Linked DNA regions of Mus musculus: region 2 is linked to region 1. Evidence: chromatin loops called from intact Hi-C (ENCODE). Cell type or tissue: heart. All regions are shown on one strand. Links, peaks and the distances in the headings refer to the core of each region. The heading gives the core; the rest is flanking DNA.

What was found. A loop is a pair of places that touch in the nucleus more often than their neighbours do. Peaks named below come from ENCODE experiments on the same cell type or tissue, not always from the same donor. Only the 100,000 strongest peaks of a DNase experiment are listed, where the experiment ranks them.
Region 2: a loop joins it to region 1, with 7 times the contacts of the local background. A loop is called at or near these places in 1 of 42 quality-filtered maps.

Annotation. Positions count from the first base shown.
Region 1 is chr7:44,815,374-44,829,954 of GRCm38, forward strand. Atf5 (activating transcription factor 5) reads right to left here and starts at 285. Exons shown (of 3, transcript NM_030693.2): 1 at 109-285. Nup62 (nucleoporin 62) reads left to right here and starts at 715. Exons shown (of 2, transcript NM_053074.2): 1 at 715-1,110; 2 at 13,114-14,581. The coding sequence starts at 13,190. It overlaps Il4i1b (interleukin 4 induced 1B), which reads left to right and starts at 997. Exons shown (of 9, transcript NM_001171024.1): 1 at 997-1,110. In heart, for the core only: CTCF peaks have their summits at 382 and 2,920 (motif pointing right); DNase peaks (open chromatin) are centred at 648, 3,588 and 4,648; H3K4me3 peaks cover 4,263 bases; H3K27ac peaks cover 3,877 bases.
Region 2 is chr7:44,885,261-44,900,721 of GRCm38, forward strand. Med25 (mediator complex subunit 25) reads right to left here and starts at 7,164. Exons shown (of 18, transcript NM_001331207.1): 1 at 6,971-7,164; 2 at 6,839-6,884; 3 at 6,523-6,647; 4 at 912-1,010; 5 at 524-644; 6 at 79-241. The coding sequence starts at 7,104. Fuz (fuzzy planar cell polarity protein) reads left to right here and starts at 10,819. Exons shown (of 11, transcript NM_027376.3): 1 at 10,819-11,102; 2 at 11,287-11,408; 3 at 11,655-11,739; 4 at 12,001-12,069; 5 at 12,260-12,364; 6 at 13,243-13,440; 7 at 13,516-13,611; 8 at 13,725-13,831; 9 at 13,914-13,978; 10 at 14,052-14,126; 11 at 14,873-15,364. The coding sequence starts at 10,992. The coding sequence ends at 15,087. It overlaps Ap2a1 (adaptor-related protein complex 2, alpha 1 subunit), which reads right to left. Exons shown (of 24, transcript NM_007458.2): 24 at 15,113-15,461. In heart, for the core only: no CTCF peak of the experiment used is centred there; DNase peaks (open chromatin) are centred at 6,501, 7,191 and 7,501; H3K4me3 peaks cover 2,455 bases; H3K27ac peaks cover 1,379 bases.

The DNA.
Region 1 (14,581 bases), core at 1-5,000:
CCACACATTCCCAGGGACATTATTGGAAACTCCCCTGCCCCATCTCCTCCCTCAACACAGAAACCTAGTGTTTTCCCAGGGGAATTACCTCTAGTCCCTCCTACCCACCTCATCTTATTCCTCTTCATAAAAATTTCAATCCCAAGGGAATTTCCTTCTAGCCGTGCCCCTTCCGCATCATTAGACTATACCCCCTTTAATCCACAGGGGTTCCCAGAATAATTCTGCATGCCTGGGCCCTTCATCAGTGTCACACACACAGATCCCGCTCTTCCCTTAAAAATTTTGGTGACTTCTAAAGATTCTACGGGAAGCTCCGCCCACCCTTCTGTCTGTCACAGTCAGTTCCCGTCCCCCACTAGCAAGTCCCTAGAGGCCCCGCCCCTGTAGTGCTAGTGCTAACTCTTTCTTAAAGGTGTTCCTAAAGCCTTTCCTGTCAGTTTAAGCCAGTCCCCGCCCCAGCAGGTGTCTGATTGGAGGGAAGTTGGGCCTGAGTCGGAGCCTCAAGCAAAACCCCACCCTTCCTCGCTGCTGGCTCGACTAGCGACGAGGCGCAAGCTCAGTCCCAGGACCCGATCCATTGTTACGCCACTACCCTCCTGGGGGACCAGTGCGCGTGTTTAGCCAATGACCGGCCGCCCGCCGTAGTTCAGGCCGGGGGTGGAGGGGTGGGGGGGTGGGGGAATAAGACAATGCGCATGCGCAACAGGTTGTGGGGTTGTCTCCTTGGAGGAAAAGGGGCAGAGGGTCTGTGAATTAGCGCGCAGGCGCAACGGCGCGCGAGCCGACCTTAAAAGCCCCCAAATTCTCCGGAAGCACGCCCTCCTCCTCCCCGCCCCTCGCAACTCGAGCCTAGTGCGCTTGCTCAGCGGATGCGCCGGCCGCCAGCTTCCCTCTTCTGCGCCTGCGCGACCGTGGTTCCTCACTTCGTCTCCCCCGCCCCCACCACGAGGCTGACCCGTGAAGCCCCGCGAGCTCTGAAAGGGCGGGAAAGGCAGTTGGCGAGGGAGGGGCGAGCGGTTACTCACTCCATGGCGGCGAAAAGGCGAGGAGGCAACGGCGGCGGCGGCCTCGGCTGAAGAGACGGTGTGAGCGGAGAGTGAAGGCGCGGTGAGCGCGGAGACGGGGGCGGGGGACACGACGGGGTCGCGGCTACAGAGCCATTGCGCGGGCGGAGGCGGCGTGGCGGGAGCGTTAAGGGAGACTGTGCTGAGAGGGTTGAAAATGAGGCGGCCCCGGGGCCTGGGGACAAATATACCGGGGGCGGCGCAGCGCGGGCTTGCCTGGATCCCTCCGCGCCCCGCCCTCGCGCGGCCCCGACGGGGCGGTGGCGACCCCGGGCCCGCCATGTCGCCCTGACCCTCCACTCTCTGCTTCAGGCTGGGGGCCCGGGCTCGGTCTCCTGAATCGGTCAGATCCGATGTGTCTTTCACACCCGAAACCAGCTCGTCTCGTTCTCTCTCCCTGCTTCACGAATTTGCCACCCGAGACCTCGTGGGTTAAGCCCATCGCCGAATGGCGCAAGCTAGCTTAGGCTTCATAGAGGAGTTCCAGGCAGCAACCGCGAGATAACGCTTCCCAAGTACTTGTAGAGCGCTGTATACGCGCACAGATATATCAGCTATGGAAAGTAGGCCACGAAGTCCTAACCACGAGACTCTTCAACATATTTTTGTTTGTTTTGTTTTAACATTTATTGTGGTGGTCAGAGGAGAGCTAGCAGGAGTTGGTTCTCTGACCATGTGAGTCCCAGGGACGGAACTCGGGTCAAACTATTTGGCAGCCTTTACCCACTGCTCAGTCATTGTATTTTCTTTTAGAAAAAAACCCTGACTTCACCTCTTTTACTCTCCCTACCCCAGATTCTTAGCCATATGATCGTTCTGTGTGTCCCACCTCCAAGGTTTCTGTTTCCAGCCATCCCTGCCGACCTCTAAGGTTTTGCCCTTGCTCTGACTTTCTTGCAGTCCTTGCTCTCTTGCTGACCCCACTAGATAATTATTTCTTGATCCTGTCCAAAATAGGACATTTATATTCCATTTAGTAAAAGAGTCCCTCTTGTCCTTCACCGGGGATGATGCGTGAACCCTGTTTTCTACCCCATGTTCATGTACATGGCTGGCATTCCATGTGAAAGTCAGTCAGTGTGTCATATTTGTAGCAGCTGAGAGACTGAATGGTTGGAGATAGAGCTCAAGAATGCTCGTCTGTTTTTAACACCAGAACCTTAGTCTCTGTCCAAGCACCACATGGATTGGGCTTGACTTGCCTGTATTCTCAGGATTTGGGAGATGGGAGAAAAGAAATCATGAGTTCAGGGTCATACTGACTGGCCTCAATGTGTTTTAAAAAGAAAAAGTCCAGAGGCCAGGCTTGATATCTCACCTACTTAGGAGGCTAAGACAGGAGTATTGAAAGTCAAGGTCAGGGCTGGAGCTGCTTTGAGATGGCTCTGGTGGTGATCTCTAAACTCAACCCTCCTGAGTTCCATCCTCAGGACCCACTTGGTAGAAGGACAAAAGCAACTCTAGACGGTTGTCCTCTGACCTCCACCACCTGTAGTGACAGGTCTACATACTGAGTAAGGGGAGGAAAAAAGCTCAAGGCTTGCCTTGACTAGAAAGTGAGTTCTTGGCTGTCTAGAGAACTTAACAAAGATCCTGATTTTAAAAAAATATGTAATGGGCTGGGGTTGGAGGTTGGTGGCAGAGTGTTGGCCAGAATACTGCTTTCCAGACTCTGGTGTCCATCCCTGGTACTGTAAAAGATTCAGAGCAGGTGGGGAATACTGATTTTGAAAGTTACAAGTCCTTGAGATAATTCCCCTTGGAATGGGCACTCTTTTTTTTTTTTTAGATTTTATTTATGTAAGTACACAGGTTCTCTTCAGACACACCAGAAGAGGGCATCAGATTCCATTGCAGATGGTTGTGAGCCACCATGTGGTTGCTCTGGAAAAGCAGTCAGTGCTCTGTAACACTGAGCCATCAGAGTGTGAATTCTTATCTTCTGCCAGTGTTTGAGCACAGGCGTGATTTGATGTGTTTAGACTCCAGCCCTCCCTTGCCAGCTATGGGCTTTGTTAAGTCCATGTGGAGTCTGCTACGAATACAGAAATGGGATGGACCCAGAGCTTCATGAACTGCATGCTAAATGGACATTCTACCACCTGAGCTGCATCCCTGGGCCCCACAGGTGCTGGTTTTTATTTGAAACATTGTGCCATGTTGCTGTGCCGGTGGTGCTCCTTTCCTTGAGTTTGGTATTTTAAAGTAAACTTTTGGAATAATCGAAAGGTTTCAAAGACAGTGCAGAGTGGGGGTACCAGCCCATAGTCTTCCCCATGGTACTTCTTTTTTCTTTCCTGAGGTCCTACCCAGATGCTTCCCCCGCCCTCAGATCCACCTTAACTCAAGAGCTGGTTTTCACATTTAGCTGCCATGCCCTCCCCAGCATGTGCACAGCCGTCACTTTATGGGAGTTGTGATCATCCCTGGAGGCCTGCCACCCTGAGCCTTGGCCAGTACCAGACTGTTATGTGTCCATCATGTGTGCTATTCTCTCTTCCTAACCCTCACCCCGGCTCAAGTGGCAGCCTAGTCTCTTTCCTCTCAAAAAACAAAAACAAAAAACAAATCCTGTGGGGAGCCAGAAGCAAGGGTGGAGCTGCTTGGAACTCTTTTCCAGTGCGGAGGGGCCTGAGCTGGGGAGTGAGGCGGCTGGTTGCAGGCAGTTGCATCAGCCGGGCTCTGATGGTTAGGAAGGGCTGAGGGAATTCTCTGGGGACCACAGAGCACCTGGCAACAGCTCCTAGGTAGCAAAGACCTGTATAGGAGCCCCCTGGGCAGAACACTGAAAATCTGGGGCTTTGTGCTAAGAAGGGGCCTAGCATCCCAAAGGCACTAGCTTAGTTGTGAAAGACAAGACTGGGGCCTGAAAAAGGGTAAGAAGAATTTTGCATGGCCACAGTTGTCTTTGATAGAGCAGAGTTCCCCACCCTGTCCTGTGAGGCCTCAAACCTGGACTATTACCTAGATTTTGTTGTTGCTGTTAAATTGTTTTGGTTAGTGTGCAAAGAGGTTTTGTTGTGACGCTTCGTATATCTTTATTTTTGTCCACCTGGTTGCTTCTCATCCCTGTACTATTGTGGCAGGCCCTGGTTTCCCAGTTGAGAGAACAGCCTTGTGTGATGGAAAAGGATTGGGCTTTATGGGTTCTGTTTGTGGGCAGGAGTTGGTCTGCCTACTTAGATTTTGGTGGGGTGTGCACCAACCTGCTACTTGTCTTCCCAGTGTGAGTGTACATGGTATTGTGTGTCTATCCTTTTCCTAATAAGTAAAAGTATCCCTTCCACTTGGTACAGGGAAGGGTGAGTCTTCATCAGTACCAGGTAATGCTAAAGGGGTAGCTGAGGGAAAGCTCTTCCTAGGAGCTCAGAATCTGGTGTAGCTTCTCTTCCTGTCCTTCCATACTTGTGCATGACTATCTCCTCCAGCACATAGAGGACAAGGTCGGGACTTTGTTCATATAGCCCCCAGCACTGTGCTACCCCCACCTCACCCCCTTGGGCAGCAGCACACTTCTGAATCAGTTGCTTGTGTGGGGACAGAAAACTCGAAAGCATAATCTCCACACAGTGCTAGGGAACAAGTAAAACTGGGTCACGAAGGCCAGAGGGACAGGAGTTGGAGGTGTGGGTGTCCTGGCAAACAAGGGCAGGAAGGCCAAGGCCAGTTTGGCTGGGGAAAGGGCAGTGCCACGTGGCCAGATGCTCAGAGTTCTCTAGAGCCCCTGCCCTTCTCTTACAACACCTCCCCTTTAGAAGTCACTGTTGTAACTTATCACTGAGTTGGCCTCATGCTTCTGTACCAGCTCCCACGTTTTGGGTGTCACCTGTACTGGTTAACTCCCCCTTGCTGTTATGACAGGTTAAAAGATTCAGAGAGCACACACTTGGCACCTTAATAGAATTTTGGAGTTCCCAAGGCACTGGGTTCCTAGCCATACCAGTATCTAGAGGCTACCTCATTTTGAGGCTCTTTGTGTCCCCTCAGGCTTCTTTGCCTCCGTCCAACTTGAAGCTTCTTCCTTTGAGCTTCCTGCCTTCCTTACAGAAGCCCTGTGCTTGAACATTGGACTGTCCCAGATAGTCCAGGATAATTGAGTCTTGAAGGAGCCTTCATGTAACTTGTCTACACTGAATGCTTTGCCATGGGATAATATTCACAGGCCGTGGGTACTGATGTAGATGAATCTGCATGGCCATTATCCAACCTCTAATTCTGTGTCCTCTAGGAGATATGTGCTGTTAGCCAGGATACAGGGAAAGTAGTGGAGGGTTAGTGGTGAAAGGGCACAGGCATCAGGACTGAGCTGTTACAAAGGGTCAGGAGGACTTGCTGAGCACCCCGACCACACCTAAAAGGGATTGCAGATTGGGCTGGGCAGCTGCTGACTGGAAAGGCGATGTCTAGATTTTGTCTGAAATTCAAGTTTGAACTATGAATGAGTACATCTTGTTTCTTTGTGCACAACTACTTAACAAACTGAGACACCAACAACACCTCTAGGAACCCTAGCATTTATGTACCCTCTGAAAAGTCCCCAAAATTCTAAACATGCAATCAGAATCTGCAGCTGTCAGAATCAAGCCCCTGCTAGAGCATGAGGGCAAATCATAGCTGCTGTGGACAGTCTGAAGCAGCCCCGTGTCCTACACCTGGAATTAAAATGAAAACATTTTTTATAGTATTTCTGCGTTTTTTTTTAAGGAAACCAAAATTCTCGTACACCCAACAATTTGTGTCCAGCCCCTTGGAGCTTTAATGTGGGTGGTTTGGAGTCTGTATTCTCTCTGGCTGCACCTCAGCAGGGCTACAAACATAGCCATTGGGCACAGGAGATGCTCTCTGTTCCTACTAAGTTGTATTTGGGAGTGACACCTAAGTAGGACATGGGAGTGATTGGGATGTCTTCTGAAACTAGGATTGAGAGGCTAGAGGTATCTTCTGGTGGGTGGAGTGGAAGTGGGGGGAAGAATGCCTTGTAGGAGAGGTTCAGCAGACAGCTACTGAAGTTCTCTTGACTTCAGTGGAACGATAGCAAGTTTCTACCTCATTTGCTAGGAGATAATCAAGCAGATAAGGTGCCTAGACTAGTGGCACAGGCTTATAACCCTGGCATTTGGAGATGGAGACAAGGTTTGGAAGTTCACTGCCAGCTGGAGTGACTTAGAGGCCCTGACAACTTTGAAACTCTGGGTCAAAAATAAAAATTTTAAAGGGCCTGAGGGTATGGCTTAGTTCAGTGATAGGGTCCTCTTGGTGTGCAAGGCACTGGTTCTTGCAGAACTGCAGGAAGAGAGCAAGGGAGGCCACAGCCTGCTATCACCTCTGTTCCCCACAGAAACCATATCATATAGCCTAGGTGAGCCTTGCCCTCAAGAGAAGGGCCAAAAAAGTGCACGGTGACAGTGTGTCCTCTGGACACACTGGTGCCTCCTGGTGTTCAATCAGAAGAGCCTGGCCTGCCCAGCAGTGGTGTTTGGTGTTTGTACAGAGCTGTGTGGTGATGTGCTGCCTCTGCTCTAACAGTCCAGTCATTACCACCCTCTACAGTTCCTCATCCCATTCCTTCTCCACCCACTCACCCCCAACCCCCACCCCCGTCTCCCAAGAGGATGTTCCCACTCCTCCCTTTTTAAATTCTTTTCTTTTTCTTTTTTAAAAGGGTTTATCTTGTATACCATGTTCTCTCTGCGTATAAGCCTGAAGGCCAGAAGAGGGCACCAGGTCATATTATAAATGGTTGTGAGCTGCCATGTGGTTGCTGAGAATTGAACTCAGGTCCTCTGGAAGAGCAGTCACAGCTCTTAACCGCTGAGCCATCTCTCCAGCCCCACTTACTTATTTCGAAACAGGGTCTTAAGCCGGGCAGTGGTGGCACTTGGGAGGCAGAGGCAGGTGGATTTCTAAGTTCGAGGCCAGCCTGGTCTACAGAGTGAGTTCCAGGACAGCCAGGGCTATAGAGAAACCCTGTCTTGGGGGAAAAAAAAAAAGAAAGGAAGGAAGGAAGGAAGAAAGAAAGAAAGAAGCTGGCCTCAGACTTTTTGATCCTCCTGCCTCCTAAGTGCTGGAATTACATGTGTATATCACTAAGACAGGCTTCCTTATCTTTTTTTTTTTTTTTTTTTTATTTATTTATTTATTTTATTAATGTAAGTACACTGTAGCTGTCTTCAGACACTCCAGAAGAGGGAGTCAGATCTTGTTACAGATGGTTGTGAGCCACCATGTGGTTGCTGGGATTTGAACTCCTGACCTTCGGAAGAGCAGTCGGGTGCTCTTACCCACTGAGCCATCTCACCAGCCCCCCTTCCTTATCTTTTTGAGGCTGACTGACAGTCCATGGATGGATGTTTGTTTGGCCCTTCATTGTTTTTGATGAACTGATGGTCATTGGTTGGGATGTTTTTATCCTATTTGGGCTGGTGTTACCGTTCTGGGGTGGGGTACTGGGGTCTGGGCTCTTCATTGAAAGAAACTGACTTCTAGGCACTTCCAGATTTGCTGCCTGGAAAGTGCCTAGGCACTTCCAGTGGCTGCCACACCCTACAGCACCAATTCATCTCTTCTCTGGCCACCCTAATGGGTGTGTAGTGGAGCCTCTTTGTGATCCAGCTTGGATTTTCTGGACGATGGTGGTGATAAGCCTCCCCAAGGAGCAGTCCTTTCTTAAAATGATACTGTGACCTGAGGCCACCACCCCTTCCCACCCTGAGTAGGTAGCTTCTCCATATGTCCTTAACAATGGGCCTCTAGTAGATTCCCTGGACCCTTCCCTAACAATCTCTTGGGGAAGCCTGACACTACCTCCTGGGGCTTCTGGTACTATCATAAGCAGAGCTTGATGTTGTCTGGTGTATTGTCCTGTGTAATTCACTTGTGTCTGCCTCTGTTGGCACTAAAGAACAGGTAGTTAGCTGGAGGAGTTGGTTTATTTTGCTTGGGAAAACCTTCCCTACTGGGTGGCATCTGAGGTCTGAAGTACTTTGATTGCAAGAGACAGACTTGGTGGGTCAATGCCTTTATCACGTTTAACATTGAATGCTGTAGGCTGAGCTTGTGCCTTGCTGTTTTTGTCGGCCACACGGGTATGTTCTGCTTACTGAGGTGGGTGCTGAATGGCAGCTCATGTTTATTAATGTTGTTTTGGTATAGTGGGTGTGGAAGTTCTGGCGCCTCCTCTGGTGGGTGAGGATATATATCTGAGACGCTGATAACTAACGCAGAAGAGTGCAGATGCTGGTCCTTGGGAGCTAACATGGGAGTAGCTTCCTCCACATACATGCCCCTGGAAACAACTGGCTTCCCAACTCTGTTGGAGGGGATATAATGCTTGTGACTTTAGCTCGAGCCACTGTGTCATGTAGCAATATTCTGTCTCAAAAAGGTACGTACATCTTAGAACCCTACTTGAGCTACATGGATGTTGTGCCAAGTTCATCATCCTAGCCCACTGCAAGACTCTACCTCAAAAACCCTTTCTTTAACCCTCTGTGCTGTAGGCTCCCAGTTGAAGATGAGCTGGTTAGGTTTTTGCAGGTGTTACCTGTTTGTCACCTGAGCTGGTGGAGGCCCTAGGGAGTAAGAAAGGATGTAATTGCTAATTAGCTGTGGGCTGATTTCTGAGGTAAAGAAATCACTGGAGGTAGGAGGGAGAAGGCTGAGAACCTGCAGGTACAGTCATCAGACACACAGGGGCAGGATTTAGTCAGTGTCTTTGAAAGGCTCATGCCCTTCCTCTACCAAGGGAGAGACTATCCCTGCTTCAAACGTTGTCTTCTTCCTCTTACTATTTTACTTCAGATAAGTCATTGAGTTATCAGCGAGGAGTGGTAGGGGAGTGGATTAGCCACATGGAGGTTAGGAAGTGGCCCAGCCATTAAGCTGATTAAAGCAAATCAAAATATAAAGGTTGTGTGTGTCTTTCATTCAGGAACCCAGAACATTAAGGTGGGTAGGGAGAAACATGCCACCAGGATTTATTTAGTTCTTTAATACAATTCACTTTTGGATTCTCTTAGCTATTCTTTCCTTTGACATATGGGGCAAAGAAATATGGTGACCACTATGTGCCTGCTGCTAGGGAGTGATGAAACAAAGGAAGTAGTAGCTCTCCTTCCCCACTTCCAGAACTCAAACCAACCTTGTTTGCTTTGCACTGGAGGAAGTGTGGACCTGATTTGTTCCCTAAGAGCTAGAGGGGTTTCTTCCATGAGAGAAGCTGCTGTGGCACTGTGGGGGGGAGGGGTTGGGGTGTGGCTGAGCTTCCCAGGAATCAGGTTCCCCCCTTTCTTTCTTGCTCTGCCTTCTCTTCCTCTTGCCTCTCCGGTGGTCTTCCATCCTACAGCAGCCCCTTTTCTACAGACTTTAATTTTGTCTCCGTGGTTAGCAGCCCACTCACAAAAGCAGAAGAGCAAGTGCCCTATTTTGTTTTGTTTAAGACAGATCATATAGTGAGGCTGGTCTCAAGTTCATCGTGTAGCTGACAGTCCTTGAACCTCCTATTCAGCCTTCTGAGTGCTGCAGTTACGAGCATGTGTTACCATGTTCATCTTGTGGAGTTCTTAAAACAACTACCTCACACCAGAAGGTTCCCTCAGAGCTAGCTGATACCCAATCCTTCCCTGGTTCTGCATTGTCATAGCACCACCTGGTGGCCGTTGACTGTATACTAGGGACAAAACCAGTGAGGATACAGAAGAGGTCACAAGCCAGAAAGGGGCCTTGGGTCCAAGTGGATCATCCAGAGCCATCTCCATCTTAAGTCCATTTTATGTCTGTCAAGCCCTTTAGCCACATAAGACACACCCTACCTTTGTTTTTCCCCAGTGTCCTAAAATATGCTGGTTATATCTGTTGCTTTATTGAGCTCAGCAGTGCTAGTACCACAGCAGGTGCTCAGCTTTTATGTGGATGATGTCCAAGTGGAATTTGTTTGCACTCTGCCACTTGGTGATTCTCTGCCTTGTAGTCATCTCTAGCTCAGGGTGGTGTTCGATGTGAAAAGTAGTCCAGTGGTGACAGAGTGCTGAGGTATTGGCAGGCTGGCTGTGACCAGGGCACATGGATGATCAAGAAGTAGGAAGGACTTTCTACTACTGTCCAGGCTCTCACATCAGAAATCCCAGCAGTAGGGAGGCAGGAGCAAGGTGCGGCTGAGAAAACTAACCAAGAGATGGATGGAAGGACATCACAGCCTGGGTGACTCCTGTGTCCATGGCATGTGGCCTCAGTGTGGATGTCTAGCCCACATGCCATGTTGCAAGCCTGTTACTGTCTGCTTTCTCACCCATAGGCTCTCCTAGGTGCCTCTCCTGTGGTGAAGATAGAAGGGCTATAGCTAACCTGGTCTACAGCTGAAGAGCTCCCAGGCTTAGGGAGTCATCACTTATTTGCTGGATCAGATCCTGCCTTGTGGTTATCTCTGTCCCAGAGTTCAGTTAAAGCTTCTGACTTAGTTCATCACCAACCTTACTCCCAGCTCCTTGCCTCCAGCTTCTTCTGCATTTAGCTCCCTACTTGTCAGTCCCCTGTGGCTGTTTCAGCAAAGAGTCTGAGCCACCACAGTGTAGTGGTACACTGGAGAGGCAGGGGACAGGCAGATAGTCTTCTGAGCTAGTGTACAGTGTATGTAGTTCTAGGCTATATGATGAGAACTTTTTTTTTTTTAAGTCTGGGTTGTTGGCATGGTGGTTGTGGCTATGCCAGCATAGTCTCCTCAGTGTTTGGCAGGACTCTTATCTCCAGACTCTCCGTCCCCAACTCTGGGTGGCTGGATAGTTTCATGGCCTAGAGCTGCACTGCCACAGGTCCTCAACTGTCATCTGAGTTGGTGACTTTCCACAGTGGGTATCATCACAACATCCCTTGATATCATGGAAGCTTGATTTTTTTTTTTTTTTAAGAATTCTCAGCTCCAATTTATTAATAGCAAAAGTTTTCCACTGAGTACTAAAAATTGAGGTATGAAGTGTAGCTGATTGGATGATTGAGCAGCTAACTTATCCAGTTAAAGTGCTCACCAGTGAGGAAGTCTCTATCATGCCAGAGTTGTCTGAGTGCTGAACAGGGCTTCAGTGGACCTACTGTGACCTTTTGAGATTGAAATAATTTTCCCCTGAAGTTCTTGTAAGCTTAACATTGCTAGACCACAGGAAGGAGGTGGCCAGAGAAAACAGGTCTGAAGAGGCTGGCACAGTATGGGGAGAGGGAGGACACCAGGCACTTGGCTTCTCGGTTGGGCCATTGATGATTCTTCATAGAAGACATTGGGAAACAGGCGCTGTGAGCTTGCAGACTCACATAAGTAAGAAAGGCAAGGCCAGAGGTCAGAGCAAGCCTTAGCTGCCTTCAGCGAAGGAAAATGGAATCTGACTTTGTTCCCTCCTAAGACCCATCACCCTTCTGTGTATTGTCCACAGACTCATCTTTCCCAGGGTATCTAGGGCCAGGACTTGGTGTTGTCCCCACAGTGGAACAGAGCCTGCTGCCCAGAAGCCTCTGGACTACTGATGTGTGGCTCTCGTCACAGCCCAGTGACTCATTGAGCGGGGGACACAAACTAAATTCATAGTAAATCTGAGGTTAGCCACACCCTGGTCTTAGGAAATTCACAGCTGAGTATTGGCATTACCCTGCAAACCACCTTCTTAACCCTGAAAATGCCAAAGGGACAGGGAGTACCCCAAATCATGTCCTCATTTCAGCAAGCACCCTTTGCTGGGGCAAGGGCTGAGCTCAGAGAGGCTAACGTTCTTGTTAATATTGAAGGAAGGACAGGGTCATATCTGCTATATTCCATATCAGTGTTTATTTCTTCTGGTTGTCACAAGCTTAAGGCCTCAGAACAGCAGACATGAGAGGGTGTGACAACCTGTGGTTGTGATACCTATGTTTGAAAGATTGGTACAAAAAAGATTGCAAGGGTGAACGAAGCCTGCATGAGCTTCATACTGAGACCCTGTGCCAAAGAATAGAATATCAGTAGCTGGGGAGATAGCTTAGTCAATAAAGTACTTACCATACAAGCATGAAGTCCCCAGCACGCACATGAAAAATCTGGACATAGTGGCCAATGCCATAATCTTGATGCAGGAGAGGTGTAGTCGGTGTGTTCCCGGGGCTTTCTGGTCAGCCAGCCTGTCTAGCTTAGTTGGTGAGTTACAGGTCCCAGTGAATGACTCCATCTCAAAAGATAATGTAGATAATAACTGAAAAGACACAAGGACTACCTATACACAGGGGGTATACAGTGAGGAAGCCCACCAGTATTGCTTCTTCACTATGGAATGAGCCTATCGGCAGTGCACCCCACAGAAGGGATGCATCATCCCACCCCATCACCTCAAGAAGTCCAAATAGAGGGTTATACTGCTCTGAAGGGTACATTCTGATACATTCTCTTTCCACATGGAGTACTGTGTGGGCTAGTCAGCTTTGCATCTTGGTCTCATTGTTCCACACCAGTATAGGGAAAGTGCCCGGTGACTCCATCAGGTCCACTGAACTTACTCCTGTCTCACCACCTGCTAGCTTGTGGTCCTGGGAAGATGATGCAGTGCTCCCTGTCACCTTCCTCACCATATAAGCTATGGGGAAAGTACCTGGACATCTCTGCCTGGAGTGGCTTCAGTCAAAACTTCTAGAAGTCTAGTGTTCTTAATGGGATGGACTATGGCTGCTCTTGGCTTATGGAGTGCTTGGTCTCTTTTCCCTTTGTCCCTCCCAACCACTACTGATTTTCACCTAGAGGAAAACCCCAAGTAATATCTGATTAGCTGGCCTGGGTCTCTACTTATCCCTAAGCACTGGGCTCTCATGCCCAACCTTCTGTCCTGGTTCTATCTCATTAGAGTGCCTTCTTGTGAACTGCCTCGGAGCTGCGCGTGCCCAGGAGCACTCAACTCCCATTGGTTTACTGGAATTGGTCAGGTTAGCAAAGGAAACAGCAGGGCTGCTGCCAGCTCTGCATCCAGCCCCACTACCCTCCACACCACTGAGCTTGCCTGTCCCAAACTGCCATCTGACCATGTCACTTCCTCTGCTCTAGAAACCTCCCCAAGGTTGCAGACGCTGACGGATTTGCCCCAGAGTCGAAGTAGCTGCCACCTGAAGATTCCACAACCATGAGTGGATTTAACTTTGGAGGCACCGGGGCTCCTGCTGGCGGCTTTACATTTGGGACCGCAAAGACTGCGACCACCACACCTGCCACTGGCTTTTCCTTCTCTGCTTCTGGCACCGGCACCGGAGGGTTTAATTTTGGGACTCCCTCCCAGCCAGCTGCGACCACCCCTTCCACCAGCCTCTTCTCACTCACCACACAGACCCCAACCACACAGACCCCAGGATTCAACTTTGGAACAACACCTGCTTCTGGAGGAACAGGCTTCTCCCTGGGGATCAGCACCCCAAAGCTCAGCCTGAGTAACGCAGCTGCCACACCAGCCACGGCCAACACTGGCAGCTTTGGGCTTGGCAGCAGCACCCTCACCAATGCCATCTCAAGTGGCAGCACCTCCAACCAGGGGACAGCCCCCACTGGCTTTGTCTTTGGCTCTTCTACCACCTCTGCTCCGTCCACCGGCTCCACTGGGTTCTCATTCACCAGTGGCAGTGCATCCCAGCCTGGAGCCTCTGGCTTCAGCCTTGGCTCTGTGGGTAGCTCTGCCCAGCCCACAGCACTGTCTGGCTCTCCCTTCACACCAGCCACTCTGGTGACTACTACAGCAGGAGCTACACAGCCAGCTGCTGCTGCACCCACTGCTGCCACCACCAGTGCAGGGTCTACACTCTTTGCTTCCATAGCTGCTGCTCCTGCCTCATCCAGTGCTACAGGGCTCTCCCTCCCAGCTCCGGTGACAACTGCAGCAACTCCTAGTGCTGGGACTTTGGGCTTCAGCCTCAAGGCCCCTGGAGCAGCTCCTGGTGCCTCCACCACCAGCACCACCACTACCACTACCACCACTACTACCACTGCTGCTGCCGCTGCCGCCTCTACCACAACCACTGGCTTTGCCTTAAGTCTGAAACCCCTGGTGTCAGCTGGCCCCAGCAGTGTAGCAGCTACTGCTCTGCCTGCCTCCAGCACAGCAGCTGGGACTGCCACAGGTCCAGCGATGACCTATGCACAGCTGGAAAGCTTGATCAACAAGTGGAGTCTGGAGCTGGAAGATCAGGAGCGGCACTTCCTGCAGCAGGCCACACAGGTCAATGCCTGGGACCGCACACTGATTGAGAATGGGGAGAAGATCACCAGCCTGCACCGAGAGGTGGAAAAGGTGAAGCTGGATCAGAAGCGACTGGACCAGGAGCTGGACTTTATCCTGTCGCAGCAGAAGGAGCTGGAAGACCTCCTGAGCCCATTGGAGGAGTCAGTGAAGGAGCAAAGTGGCACCATATACCTTCAGCACGCTGATGAGGAGCGTGAGAAGACCTACAAGCTGGCTGAGAACATTGATGCTCAGCTCAAGCGCATGGCACAGGACCTCAAGGATATCATCGAGCACCTGAACATG
Region 2 (15,461 bases), core at 4,462-9,461, 74 kb after region 1:
AAAGGGACAACCAAAAATCCATGTTAACAGAGTACTGAAAAGGAACCCCCCCTTTAGCGTACAGTACCCAGGCCTCACCAGGCAGCACGAGCCCACGCACAAGCACCATGTGCCTGGGGTCCTGGCTGACGTCTGCTGGTTGCTGCAAAGGCTCCAGTAGGGCAGGAGGAGCCGCCTTCTCAAACAGAAGCCGGAGGGCTGGCAGCTTTCTCGGAGAAACGATGGAGAAGTGGATGCCTCGCTGCAGAAGGGGAAAGCAATAATGGCCTCCATGAACGTGCTGGAGTTAGTCTCCTCCCCTGCCTCGGGGTGGGACAGCACACCGTGGGCACGTAAAGCCTGGCCTTAGGTTACCCAGAATTCTGAGTATGGACAGTCGTAAGCAAGCACAGAGACTTTGGCTATTTTTTGCCTTGGGTTTCGGACCCCAGCCTGCTTCCTAGGATCCAGGTGTGGGCTTCCCCCTCCCTCCCTCCCTCTCTCCCACACAGGGGTGCAGCCCCCAACTCAGCACTCCCCTCACCTCTCCTATTTTCTGCACCAGGCTCTCGGTAGTGCAGCCTGAGTAGGTGGTGCTCTCCACGGCGGGCAGGAGGTACGGGGGTGAGTTGCAGATGAGGAGACAGACTCGGTGGGTCTGGCCACTGCCAGGGACAAAGTCATGGGATAGCAGGTTCGCCATGGCAACTGTGTGTCATGCCCTCACCCTCTGAGGTCATTTACAGCTGACAACACTGAGGCTCTCGGATTTAGTGACAACTTTAACTCATCTACTGGGCAAGGAGCATAGAAGGGAGGTCCCTACCTAGTGCCTGGTCAGGCACTGGCCTGGGCTGCCCTACACAGGGCCCCACTTCCTGTCCCCCATCCAGGGTGAGGATCGAGGATTTCCCAGGAGGCCGGACACTCACATCTGTTCACGCATCTTCTTAAAGTCATCGAACAGCTGCAGGGCAGTGCTCAGACCTTCAGCGATGAGACTACAGCTCTCGCCACCACCGCCCATGAACCTGTGGGAGGGGTGCCAGTTAGACCCAGTGCCCAACACAGCCAGCCGGCACTCTTCCTGACCCTCCCACAAGGCACTGCACCCTCTGACAGGACACTGTCCTTAGAGTTTTACTCAGTGACTCGAGAGCACCAGGCTGGGAGAGACGCTAAGAAGGGAGGACATCAAGAGGGCAGCAGGAGGAGCCAGGACTCTGAACATGGCCTCTGGGCGTCCCAGTCCAGGTGGCCCAATGCCCTGACTGTCCTAATATCCCCTCCCGAATGGGCCATCTGCCTCACTGGTTTGCTTTATTTCCTTTTCTCTTTTTCTTTTGTTTTGTCAAGGTGTCACTTACTATTTAGTCTGGGCTGTCTTAGGACTCACTGTGTAAACCTGGCTGACCTTGAACTCACAAATCTCTGCCTGCTTTTGCCTCTCAAGTGCTGGGATTACAGGTGTGTGCCACTAGACTCTTTATTTTCTGTGTATGGTGTTTTGCCTGAATGTGTTTGTGTACACCATGCACACGCCTGGGGCCCTAAAATGGCCAGGAAAGGCAATCAGATCCCCAGAGACTAGAGCCTTCACAGGAGTGCATGGAATCGATCCTGGGTCCTCTGGAAAAGCAGCCTGTGAGTGTTGTTAAGTACGGAGCCATCCATCTCCCCAGCCTCAATCTCCTACTGCTAGAAGAAGCACTAGTACAAGACAGGCTCCTGCTTCCTCCACAGTGCCATGGGTGAAATGTACTTCAGCGTGGCGTGTCAGGCGGAACCACGGGAGCCCAGTGTTAGCTTCCTAGAAGCAGGCTCTACACAAGTAATGGAAGAGGGAAGTACAAGACCCCAATCCATCCACAGACACCTCCAGGTCTATGAAAAGGGGAAGGTGGCAAGAAGATGTGGACAGTCCACAGGAAGGTCAAGCCACAGAGCTCCAGGGCCACTCACAGCTGGAGAGGTCGGGGAGGAGCCTTTCCCCAGAGTTTCAGGCCCTTCCCACTCAGTCAGCACTGTGACCTGGGACTTGAAGCAGCCATACTGTTTTTGAACCTGGCTCCTGGTACTTGTCCATGGCAACCTAGGAACCCACCCGCGGTGTCCCTCTGCATGGTATCCTGGGAAAGGCCTTTGTTCCAGCACAACTGATGCTACCACAATCTTTGGGCTGACTTGTATGGCTGCCTTAGCCCTACACTGCTAAAATGTGACAGTCTCATGTCTGCCCCCTCTCATTTCTTGTTCCCAGACTGGCCCACCTGTCTGGCCCATAAAAGGCATATGGTGGAAATAATTGGTAAATGAATAAATGACTGTCCAGCCAGCAAAGCCTTTAGCTGGGCCTACCCTCCTGTTCCTGTCCTCTTCCTGACAGGTTTGCAGAGTAACTGATGCACGTATTTCTGCTCAGACTCCCCCAAACCTACTACATTCTGGATTAGGTGAAAACCCAGCTTATCTATCCTGACATGTGCCCAGCTTGCCCTCCTCCAGGAAGCCCACCACCTGACACCACCAACTCAAAGCCTCAGGTCTATACATGGCTCAACAGTTAACAGCACCAGCTACTTTTTTAGAGAATGCAGGTTCAATTACGACACAGTAGCTCACAACCATCTTTAGCTCCAGATTCAGAGAACCTCATGTAGAAGTCAGAAACAACAATGTCTCTGAGGCCAGGGACACGGCACGGCACATACACACACACAAAACAATCAGAAACTATTTTTTTTGTTTTTGTTTTTCAAGACAGTGTTTCTCTGTATAGCCCTGGCTGTCCTGGAATTCACTCTGTAGACCAGGCTGGTCTCAAACTCAGAAATCCTCCTGCCTCTGCCTCCCGAGTGCTGGGATTAAAGGCGTGTGCCACCACGCCCTGCTTACAATCAATTAAAAACAAACAAACAAACAAAAAAACCCGGGTGGTGGCACAGCCTGTACTGGAGAGGAAAGAGGTCTGGAGCCAGCCTGGTTGGTTCTTCAGCCTGCAGCTCACTGCAAAGTGGTTGCTTAGCCCGCCCCCCCACCCCCACCCCCCAACGCAGATAGCAAATGAGTGGTAACACACTGAGCCTCCCAACACTAGGCCTGGGCTGGGTTCCCAGCAAGATAAAAACAGAGCTGCCGAGCCTGATGACCCGAATCCAAACCCTAGAACCCCCAGTGCTGAATCAGAGCCAACTCCTGCAGGGCGGGAAGTAGAGTTTACACACACATACACACACACACAAAAGAGGTCCCAGGTTGACTCAGCTACCTTTGCCCATGATCACACCCTGCCCCAGAGGCCCTGGTCACAGTGAATGTGACCAGCAGCTCCCCAGGGCCAGGACAGTGTCTGCACCTCATGACCACTCAGCATTTGTGCCGCACACCTTCATGAGTGAGTAAACAGTCAGCCGAAGGCTGTGACACAGACACCCTGTTCTTTCTGACTCAAAGCCATTAGCTATGGGAGACCGGCTCCTGGCAGAAGGGAGATGTAACATCAGAAGCCTACCTCTTAGCAGCACGGCCACTTCTTAACTTTCCAGCACGCCCTGCCCTGTCTCCCAGCACCATCAGCAGCAGGTGAGATTTCCTAAGCAGGGACCAGCCTGGCCACTGTCACTCCCATTCCTATCCTGCCCAGAAAATCTTGGACATGAGTCACGGGCCCTGAGCAACACAGCAATCCTGGGAGAGTTAAATGATGTTGAAATGCCAAGCAGCAGCAGAGGCCTCCAAATGGGGGCACTCGTGTTTACAGGATTCTAAGTGCAGAAGTGGATGCCACAGTGTCCTGTCCAGCCTTTCCCCTAAGGGAGAGGCCACTCTTCCCACAGTCGACACCACTGAAGTCTGGCTGAAGCTGTTCCCCCATAGCCATCACTCATGGTTCACATGGCTAGCATCTCCTGAAGCCTTAGGTCACAGAAGCAGAGGACAACTGGCTGATAAGAAACGTCACACAAGATTCCTCACACAGAAACATGCCCAGAAGATTTACCAGCCAACAAGAATGGAGCTGGCTGGCACTGGCTCCCCCCAACTCACATCTGACCAAATGTGGTGGAATCCTCATATGCACCATCCCTGATGTGCAGCAATGAGGGCCTTGGGGCTTCCCAGAACTCCAGATGGGGGTTCCTCCCAGACGTTCTTAGAAGACATCGACACTTGACAATGCCTGAAGATAACTTTCTAGGGATGCCATTGGCAGGCAGCAGGGAAAGGCTGTTGGACATTCTCGCAGGGTCAGGATATGGCTCAGCACCTAGGACAGGCCTCCCAACAAACAATTATCTAGTTCGGGATCTGGAGAGATGGCTGCCTGGTTAGGAGCACTGGCTGCTCGGATTCCAGAGCAGCTGGCAGCTCAGAACTGTCCGTTACGGACAGTTACAGTGTCCGGCACCCTCACACAGACATACATGCAGACAAATCATCAACACTGTTTTGTTTTGTTTTGTTTTTTTATTTTGGAAGGGAGGTTGCAAGTGTTGTGGGTGGATATGAGGGGACAGAGAGATGAGTGGGTTAAAAAAATAAAATAAAAGATTTATATAATCCAAGCTAGGTATAGCAGCTCAAACAAGCAAACCTAACATGGGTGAGGCTGAGGCAGGAGGATGGAAAGGACTGTGTGGTGTTTAAACCAGACTAAGGGCCTAGAAATGAATCAGTGTTCAGAGCACTGGCTGCTCTTCCAGGGGATCCAGGCTGCAGTCCCAACACCTCCATGGCACTGTGTAACTCCAATTCCAGAGGATCTGATGGCCTCTTTTGGTCTCAAAGAGCACCAGGCACAAGTGTTGCATATACAGAACCTCGTACACATTAAATTAAAAAAAAAAAAAATCTGTTTTAAAAACGTGAGTGCAAGCCGGGCGTGGTAGCGCACGCCTTTAATCCCAGCACTCAGGAGGCAGAGGCAGGTGGATCTCTGAGTTCGAGGCCAGCCTGGTCTACAAAGTGAGTTCCAGGACAACCAGGGCTATACAGAGAAACCCTGTCTCGAAAAACCAAAAAAAAAAAAAAAAAAAAAACCGTGAGTGCAAAGTGTCAACAATGTCAAGGATGGGAAGGCTGGCTTTACATTAACTCTAATCCTAACAACTTCCGGGAGGGGGTGGGGCAGTGCACAGGTCAGCTTTCCATGCCACCTACCATGTCACACACACACACACACACACACACACACACACCTGGAACACAGCAGACAAGCAGACATTCAACACACACCTGCTTCATCAAAACAGGATCTAGATCAGCACCGCTATATGAACCTTGACCACAACACACCTGTGGAATCCACATGGCGAGGTTAGCCCCAGCGCCCCTTCAACCCTTCCAATGCCCACCAGTCTACACTGTTATTCATTTGCAAACCAAGACCAGGAACAGGGCAAGCAGTAACTTTGGGCACTCACGCACTGCTTACTGTGTGCTGGGCGGCAGCACCCTACATGGCTCTGGTGGTCTGTCCCCAGGGATCCCACTGGTCACCCATTCTTATCTGGACCAGGATAGACTCACCTACCAAACAAGTGGTGACAAAAGTGATGGACTGTCACTTGGTCATCAAAAAAGCCTGGTGGCTTCCTCTTTGCCCCCTGGATTCACTCATTCACTCTGAGCAGAGCCAGCTGCCAATCTGGGCATCACTCTGCTATATGCCAGGGCATGATGGCAAAGAGCCAGCAAGGAACTAAGGCTCTGTCCACAGCCGCAGAACAGCCATCATAGCCATCACGGCCTCATGGCCGTGGCTCTTTCAGGCATGCCAGAGAGTGGATGAACACAGCCCTGTGAGACCTGACCAAACACACACGGCCTGGCTTATCCTCCTGAGTTCCTGACATACAGATGGCTTCATGAGGAGCAACTGTGCATTCTGAAATCCTTAAAAGTGGGGTGGGAGTGGGGAAACGTTATACAGCAACAGACAGTCAAGAGCACTGAGAACAAATACGAAACGAGCAGCACAAAGGACCCTGGGACCCGACAGTCAAAGAGTTATCTGGGAAGAAGCCATGACTCTAGGCTGCCTGGCTCTACAAGCTGGTCATGGTGGCAGGTGTCTGTAATCCCAGCAACCAGAAAGTAGAAGCAGTCAGATCAGCAATTCAAGGCTACACTGTGCCAGGTGTGGTGGCCCATGCCTCTGATCCCAGCACTTGGGAGGCAGAGGCAGGTGGATTTCTGAGTTCGAGGCCAGCCTGGTCTACAGAGTGAGTTCCAGGACAGCCAGGGCTACACAGAGAAACCCTGTCTCGAAAAAAAACAAAAAAAAACAAAAAAGGCTACACTGTAAACTGTGACCCAACCACGTAAGGAGCTCTCAGGGCCCAGACCCATCCTGCAGACTCCTCTGGAGTAGACAGACAAGAGGAAGAAAGAAGAAGCTGACGGTAACTGGACACTCAGACAGGGACTGTGGTGACCCACACTGAGTTCTGCTGAGTGCGGGGCACTATTCAATCACAGGCCACCCTGCCCACAGTCTTTCTTGGGGGTACCCATCCTGCCCCAAATGGAGGCAAAGCTCACTTGATGCCATCGAGCCAGGTGACAAACTCATAGGCACTGCTGGTAGGTGCGTGACATTGTACATAGGACTCTGGAGCGCAGTCCACGGTGTTGAACACCACAAGGCTGTACTGGGTTCCACCATACTGGGAAGAAAGGACAGAACAACTTTACAACTGAGATCTTTGGCAAGGAACAGGCCATCCCAACTTCAGATCATTTTAGAAATAAGCTGTGAGCCCTTCTTCTCTCAAACCCAAGACTAAGGACCCCATCTTTCCTCCCTCAGACACAGGGGTCTACCGGCTTCCATCCCGTGACTCGGCCGCGCACTCACGTCTCCCCCAAAGTCCGTCTCTGCAGGGGGTCCCCCGTTGAAGTACCTGCAAAGACGGAGGAAAGGCGGGGTCGGCACGAGCTTTAGGTTAGCTAGGGCGGCGGGAGGCGACGAGAGGTCTCGCTCACTCACTCTATGGCAGGCAGCAGGTAGTGCTTGCGGAGCTCCTCGAAGTACGGCCCCAGGTTTGCTGTCCCCTCGATCACAAACACCACATCGGCGACCAGGCCCCCGGCCCGCGCCGGGCCTTCGGATCCGGGGACCATGCCCCGCGCCGCCGACGCCAGCGCCGCTGACGCCGTCGCCGTCCCGGGACGAACAGAAGTGCGCTTGCGCGGTGTGCGCAGCCCCGCCGGACGTCTGGCAGCTTCTGCTGATGCTGATACGGCCATGTTTGTGCGGGGCATTTTGCGAGCCGTGGTTTTATCTCTACCCTGGGGCATACCAACAACACGAAACTCTCAGAATGGGCACAACGAGCCCCTTTAAGGGCCTCTTGAAATCGAGCAAACTTTTGCGCACAACATCAAGCACGAAATAAATCGAAAAACGGCACATCCGGTCACCATCTTGGAGTCGAAATCTAGTTTCCGACTCCGGGCTAAAGGGAGGGTCGGGAATCCGGTTGCTAGGCAACGCGTACCCATCCGTTGTGGTCTCACACAGAGATTAAGTTAATAAATTCTGTTCTTTCTGACCGGGAACCGATGAAAGAGAGCGGTCCAATCACATCATTGGAAACGACGTTGCTAGGCAACACTGTAAAGTTGCCCGGGACTTGGAAGCGAAGCAGTTGTTTTTGCTGGGAAAGAAGGGAATTCCAATTTAAGTGGAGGTTGCTAGGCAACACCTAATCTCTGTTTTCTGGGAAAGAAGCCAGAAACAGAATCAAAGAAAATACATTCCTTATTAAAAAAGAAAAAAAGAAAAGAGAAAGAAAGAAAAGAAAAAAAGAAAAGAAAAAAAAGAAAGAAGAAAATAATAATACTATATATATATAAACAGTGCAATAGTAATGTCTGGTATAGTCGAGAAAACTGAGTCTCAGCATTGTAGCTAACAGCATAAGCCGAAGTGAATATAAAATGACCTGGAAACTTATGTGTGGACAGAAATTTACTAAATAAAGCGTACTAATGTAGAAAGATACAAAGCCGCGATGGCGCACGCCTTAAATTCCAGTGCAGAGCAGATGCAAGTGGGACTGAGTTGCAGTATCAGTCTACAGAGTGAGTTCCAGGACAGACAGGGCTGCACAGAGAAACCCTGTCTCGAAAAACAAAATAAGAAAAAAAGAAAAAGAAAGAAAAAAAGACAAGCGATTTTTCAAAACGTAGGTGGCAGGCATCCAAACTTGGCTCACTTGCTTGCATTTGCAAGCAGGTTAGCAACTGAGACATTGCCCCAGACCTTGGTTTTTGGTATCTCTTCCCCACCCTCCACTCCCAAGGCAGGCTTTCTCTGTGTTAGCCTTGGCTGTCCTGGAACTTGCTCTGTAAATTTGTGGAGCCTCCCAGAACTCAGAGATCTGCCTGCCCCTACCTCTGGAGTGCTGGGATTAATGGCACACGCCACCCAACCATTGGCGTGAACAAGCTTTTTTAACCCCAATGCTAACCCCAAAACTACAATTTTCCACGTTGAATTTTGTTTTGTTTTGTTTTCAGACAAAGTTTTTCTGTGTAACCCTAGCTGTCCTGAAGCTCACTGTAAAACAGGTTGGCTGTGAACTCAAAAAATGTTCTTGTCTCTGTCGGCCAAGTGCTGGAACTAAAAGCATGCATAGAATTTTTAAGGTTTCATTTATCTGTCTATCTATCTGTTTATTTGTGGATTTGGCAGGAGATATCAGAGTAGGCCAGGCTGGCCTTAAGGGACTGTGCAACCATGCACACATTTTAAAATTATTCTACGAATCTGTTTTTTCCATATACAGAGTACATTTGTTAATTATTCTGTAGGAACTACAGGAAATAAAATCCAGAATAAAAACAACATCCAAAAAAGTTACTTTAAAATATTGTTTCATAGGATCTAGAGAGATAGCAGCTAAGAGAACTGGCTGTTCTTTCAGCGGACTGCTATTCAAGTCCTAGCAACCACAAGGCAGTTCAACTCCAGTTCCAGGGTATCCAACACCCTCATATAGACACCCATTAAAGCAAGACATCAATGCACATGAAATATAAATAAATAAATTATTTTAAATTATTTAATTTAATAAACAAAGCAATTGCTCTCAGACATACAGTAATCAAGCAGCTAAAACTGCTAACTCAGCAGGGTGTAGCAATGCAACATGGGAGAACTGAGCATAAGGACCAAGGCCAGCCTGGGCTACACAGCACGATTTTGTCTCAAAAAATTATTTTGTTTTATTGTATCATTTAAAATACAGAAGGAGAAATCTAATATTTGTCGGTGGAAAAAATTGTTCAATTCCTTGCACTTATCAAAATTGAGTATAGCCGGGCAGTGGTGGTGCACGCCTTTGAGGCAGAGGCAGGTGGATTTCTGAGTTTGAGGCCAGCCTGGTCTACAGAGTGAGTTCCAGGACAGACAGGGCTACACAGAGAAACCCTGTCTCAAAAACCAAACAAACAAACAAACAAACAGAGTATAAAAAGACATTAGAAGGGCTGAGATGGGGGCTGGACTGGACTGGAGAGATGACTCAGCTGTTAAGAGCATTGACTGGTCTCCCAAAGGTCCTGAGTTCAAATCCCAGCAACCACATGATGGCTCACAACCATCTGTACAGCTACAGTGTACTCGTATATATAAAATAAATAAATAAATCTAGAAAAAAAAAAGAAAGGAAGAAAGAAAGAAAAAAGAAAGGAAGAAAGAAAGGAGACTGAGATGTTGAAAAAGGAATCGGAATTTCAAGGACACATGGCAAGTCCCAGGTCTGCATGGGCTACATGAGACCACACCTCAAAAATACACTAAACAACAACAAGCAAAAGAGAAAGAAAGGAAAGCAAAGAAAAAGAGAGTGGCTGGCATTCGCCATTCCAGGCCAAACAGCTACCCTGAGTTCCAGGCCAACCAGGCCTAAAGGCTGCAACTCACCCAGAAAGTAGAAAATAAAGACACGAAGCTGTAGCCATACTATTTTAATAGCCATACTATTTTAAACTAGAAAATAAATTTTGATTCTTACAGTGCGTGTGCCATGGCATGTGTACAGAGGCCAGCTTTGTGGAGTGAGCTCTCTATTCTACCATGAAGATTCCAGGGGTTACAAGCTTCTCAGGTCTTCATGGCAAGCCCTGGGATGTGCTGAGCCATCTCCCTGGCTCCTAGCCATCCTTTGGAAGAAAGCTTTGGAAGTGATAGTACAGTGATCATATCTGTGAAAATCTGTCTTGCTACCTCGGTGCTAACTTCTATTGTTGCATGGAACAAAGTTTTCCGTGTTTTACCTTTCGACACGATACACCATCATTGGCATTAATTCGTTACAGAAATTACGTGGTTTTCATGATTTTGGAAAAGGTTCTCTTCTGCCTTTCACTAATAACAAAAACAACCATCTCATTTGGTGGTTACTAGGCAACACTGCCTGGATCAAACCATTCTGAAAAAATGAGAGGGAGACGGTGGCACAGCGGTTCGGAGTTTTGAAACAGAAATTATTGTGAATGGTAGTTGCTAGGCAACGCCTGAGCATACGGCCATCTTTGACTGGGGCAGGGTATTTCCCACTATGGAATGAAAGGCCACGCTGCAGTTGCCAGGCAGTGCCTTAGCACTGTCCCCATCCTCAACCAGTTGTTTAAAAAAAAAAAATTAGCACGTAATTACAGCACACATGAAGGTTTGTAGGCAACACCTTAGCACCATCACCATCTTCAAACTAGATTCTTCATTCTCGTTATACAAAAGATGTGAAGCTGTCCAGGAACAACTTGAACGCTTGGCAAGCAATACTTGTCGCCATCTTTGTTAGGGTCATGATGACTTCCGGCCGGGGCGGAAAAAGAATCCTGTTGGAGGGGCTGAGTTGATGAAGGCAGGAATTTAGCCATCCGGCTTCTCGCCCTCTGGCGGCTCCAAACGGCAGGCCGACTTGCTTTCACTACCCGCATGCTCCTAGATCCACACCGAGAGTCTCCAGGGGGGTGACTTGTCGGGTGCGGGCTTCCAGATGGGGGATGAGGGGCCGGGAAGCCCGGTGCATCTGCTGTGCCTCGCAGCCTCTAGCGGGGTTCCCCTGTTTTGTCGGAGTAGCAGCGGCGGCGCCCCCTCCCGTCAACAGGTGGGGGCATTCGACTCCTTCGTCTAAATAAGGGGTTTGGGAAGCTGGGATGGCATACCGTGCAGGGAGTAGAGGCTCGGAGCCTTTAGGGGACTAATAAGCCTGGTTTCCTGAAGAACTTTGGGGGGATGTGGGGAGACGGCAAAGTGGGACAGTGAGGTCTCAATGCTTCCCCACTCTTCAGCTTCCTTTCTCTGTCATCGGCTCTCTCAATGGAGTCCACATGTTCGGCCAGAATCTGGATGTGCAACTGAACTCTGCAAGAACGGAAGACACAACCGTAGTGTGGAAGAACTTCCATGACAGGTCCCTTGGCGGGAGCAAGGGAACAAGATCTGGGCAGTGGTTCCTGGCTTAGGTGACCCCAGAGTCCTGCCAGTGGTGACTTGGCTGTGGGAATCTTTGATAAGCTACTCACCCTCTCTGATCCCTGCGTTCCCAGCAGAATGTAGCCAGCAGCATAGGAATAGCCCAGAGACGCTGAAGCGCTTGGCTCCGTTTCCCAGGCCTGACCTCTACTTCATTCTTGCTTCTCTTCTTTCCTCCCCACAGTATCACTCTCATTGTTCTGTCATCTGAGGAGGGCACCTCTGAGCTGAGGCTGGAAAGAATGCTCCACATGGTGTTTGGGGCCATGGTGAGACTGGGCCCTTTTTTCTCCAAAACTCAAGAGAGCTGCACCCCCAGCCTCTTCTCCTTAGTCCAGACCTGCATTTTTTTCTCACACCCAGACATCCAGACCTCAGCCCTCTTCCCTCATACCTAGGAGTCCAGGAGCCCGACCTCCACCTTCATACACAGGGATCCAGACCTGGCCTTCCTCTCAACACCCATTCAAATACTGTCCTCTCTGACTAGATCCTATTAAGGACCCCGCTGTCCTATGTGATTCTTCTAGGTTCTCATTGTGGGACTTGAGGAGCTGACCAATATCCGGAATGTAGAAAGACTGAAGAAAGAATTGAGGGTGAGGCTGTGGGATGTGAGTGACGTTAGGATCCCTAAGTCGTGCCCATTTGTCTGGAACTACAATTCCCACTATGCATAGGGAAAGCCCATGGGTTCTTGAAGAGCTTGTTTAATCCTGGAGCTGGCCTCAGGTTTTTCTGGGCTGATCTGGCCTACGTGGGTCCTAGATGCCTCTTTTCCTCTACCAGGCCAGCTACTGTCTCATCGACAGCTTCCTGGGGAACTCAGAACTCATCGGAGACCTGACCCAGTGTGTGGACTGTGTCATTCCTCCAGAGGGGTCTGCCATGCAGGTATTGGGGCAGCTATAGAAATAACTGTGTCCCCACGGTTCTGCTCAGCCTTCCTTTGTTTTCTTTCTCTGGACATTGTCCTAACTCCCTCTTATCATCCTGGAATCAAGTTTTACCTGGAACCTTCTCACCAGGGTACACTGACTGCTTGCCTCCTGTCCTGCAGCTTCGGCCTCACAAGCACCCTGCCTTCCTGCCTTGCAGGGAACCCTGTCTAGGCAAATCCGCCTCACCCCATTCTAAGACAGGGCTCCCAGGCTGTCTTGGGACTCTCTCTGTAGGCCAGTCCGGCCGACCTCCAACTTACAACTCACAAACACCCACCAGCCTTTGCCTCTGAGTGCTGGGATTAAAGGCGTGCTCCACCATGCCTGCCCAATCTTCCTTTGCTAAAGTTATGCCTCTCCTGGCAGCATGTCCTGACCTCAGAGCTTCCGTAGGTCAGGACTGTGCCTTCTCAGCAAGTTTAGATGCTGTTGTTAAAACTATTGGCATCCCAGGACCTCCTGGTGCAGGCCTGTCACCCCAGCTACTCTGGAGGCTGGGGAGAGTATGCAAAGTTTAAGGCCGGCCTAGGCAGCTCAGTGAACACATGACTCAAAAATTCAGTATGACTTGGCAGGAGCAGCCCCATAACTGAAGGAGAAATAAATTTTAAGAAGCAAACAAACAAACAGATAAAATAAGTGTATGGAGAATTGAGAGTGCTGACTGATCAGGAAGGTTAAAGTATTCTCGTTCACAGAGAGGGTGTGAGACAGGAGCTTGGCAGCCTTGCGTGCTAGGGTGTCTCTGGTCTCATGGCTGCTCTTCCCCTCCCTGACTAGCCGGGAAGGTCCCTCCTTGCCCTATGACATCTAGTCTGACCTTTTCACCAGGAAACCCTTTCAGGGTTTGCAGAGGCCACTGGCACAGCCTTTGTCAGCCTGCTTGTATCAGGCCGAGTGGTGGCAGCGACAGAGGGCTGGTGGCGCCTAGGCATGCCTGAAGCTGTACTACTCCCCTGGCTGGTGGGGTCCTTGCCACCACAAGCTGCTCGAGACTACCCGGTGTATCTGCCCCACGGGAGCCCCACGGTGAGTGGGCGGGACCAGGGCGGGGCTTCCAGCAGGGCGGGGCCATGCTTAGCCCTATCTTGTGCCCGGCTACAGGTCCCACACAGGTTGTTGACCTTGACGCTGCTGCGTGGCCTGGAGCTGTGTCTGCTGTGCGGGCCGCGCCCGCCCCTTGGCCAGCTGGACCCACAGGTGAGGCGGACTGTTGCAGTGCTGCCCCTGTGCATCCCCTCCAACAGCGCCACCTGCTGCATGCAGGCCCTGGCCAACCAGCCCTGACCTCGCTCCCCATCTCACCCCCGTAGTTAATGGAACGCTGGTGGCAGCCTCTACTGGAGCCCCTCCGGGCCTGCCTGCCACTGGGCCCTAGGGCGCTACCCGAAGGGTTCCCACTACACAGCGATATTCTTGGGTAAGGCTCGATGGTTGGGCCCAGGGCCGGGAAGGCCATTTGCTCTGCCAGTTCCCCACAGCCTGATAGTGCTTTCCCCCAGTCTGTTGTTACTCCACTTGGAACTGCGACGCTGCCTCTTTACTGTGGAGCCCTCCAAGGATAAAGGTGCGTGGGAACGCAGTGAGTGGGAGGGCCGTGAGCCAGAGGCCACCTAGTCAAGGTGCTCCCTCTTCTTTAGAGCCTTCCCCTGAGCAGCGCAGGCGCCTCCTTAGAAACTTCTACACGCTGGTGGCCACCACCCACTTCCCGCCAGGTGAGTGGTGGGCATGGATCCCACATGGCATGTACACCCTGAAGCCGAGAATGCACCACATGCCTGAGTTGCCCCTGTCAATCTTACTAAATCCCTGACTTCTTCTTCAGTCAGTGTTTTTACAGTAAGCACAGGCTGGACATTTTGTCCCATGCCTGGAATGTCAGCCCTACTGTGGCCAAGGCAGAATGACCACGGGTTTGAGGCCACTTGGGCTATCTAGTACCTCCAAAGACCTGACAACTTACTGCTCCAGCCTCCTAGGCAAGCACTGTCAGTTGTGCTGATCCCGGTGATCCTAACCGCTGAGCAATGCTAGGTGGCAGTGCTCAAGCAGCCACTCCTGTCACCCTCCACAGTGCTGGGCACAGCCTTGCTCAAGCTGAGGCAAGTGAGGAGCCTGCAGACTCCACATTGGGAAGTTGTCCCAGGTCCCTAAGGCCCCAAGAGACACAGGCAGGGACCTAACGGTGCCCAGCCGGATAAAGACCTCACAAGTGTGCAAATCTGGAGGCCTGCACTTGAGGACAGGGTGTGATCCTCTGGAGGGTGACACCAGTGCTGAGGGCACTTGGGGTCCACTGCACGTTAGGTCTGTGAGTACACGGTGGTCATAGGAAGACCGCAAGGCTAGGCGGGAAGAAGCTGATCTGGGAGTTACTGTGGAGGAATGGGCTGGGCTGAGGGGTACCAGGCCCAATGAGGAGGCTGTGCTGCTCAACACAGTCCTCTCTGTCCTTCCTCAGAACCAGGGCCTGCAGAGAAACAAGAGGACACAGTCTACCCAGCCCAGATGCCCAGAGCCTGTTATCTCGTGCTAGGGCCAGGCATGGGGTGGCAGCTGGTGGCTGTGCAACTAGGGCTCCGGCTGCTACTATTGCTGCTCTCCCCTCACACCCCCACCCACGGGCTGCGAAGCCTAGCCACCCGCACTCTGCAAGCCCTCACCCCGCTCCTCTGATCACTCAGGGTGGGCAGTCAATAGCTGGGGTAATATTAGCGTCTCTCTGTTTATTCGCTCACAATAATACACAGCCCCTGGATGGGGAAAGGGAGGAAGGGGGAGGGTGACAGGGAAGGGGGGGGAGAGGTACCTACTTCCTCGGCCCCTCTCCCCTCTGTGCTTCGGGGGACAAGGGAGGGAGGGTGCTTCCCTTGACCCCCCCCTAGAATGTAAACAGCAGCAGATGAACAAAAATAAAATACAAAAGGCCAGAGGGAGCTCCCAGGCGCCCCCACCCCGGGCTCTTTGCTGTCGCCACTGGAGGGCCCCTCGCTGTCCCGCTCCACCACAGCTGCCTCCATCCCAGGGCTGCCTGGCACTGGCCATATACC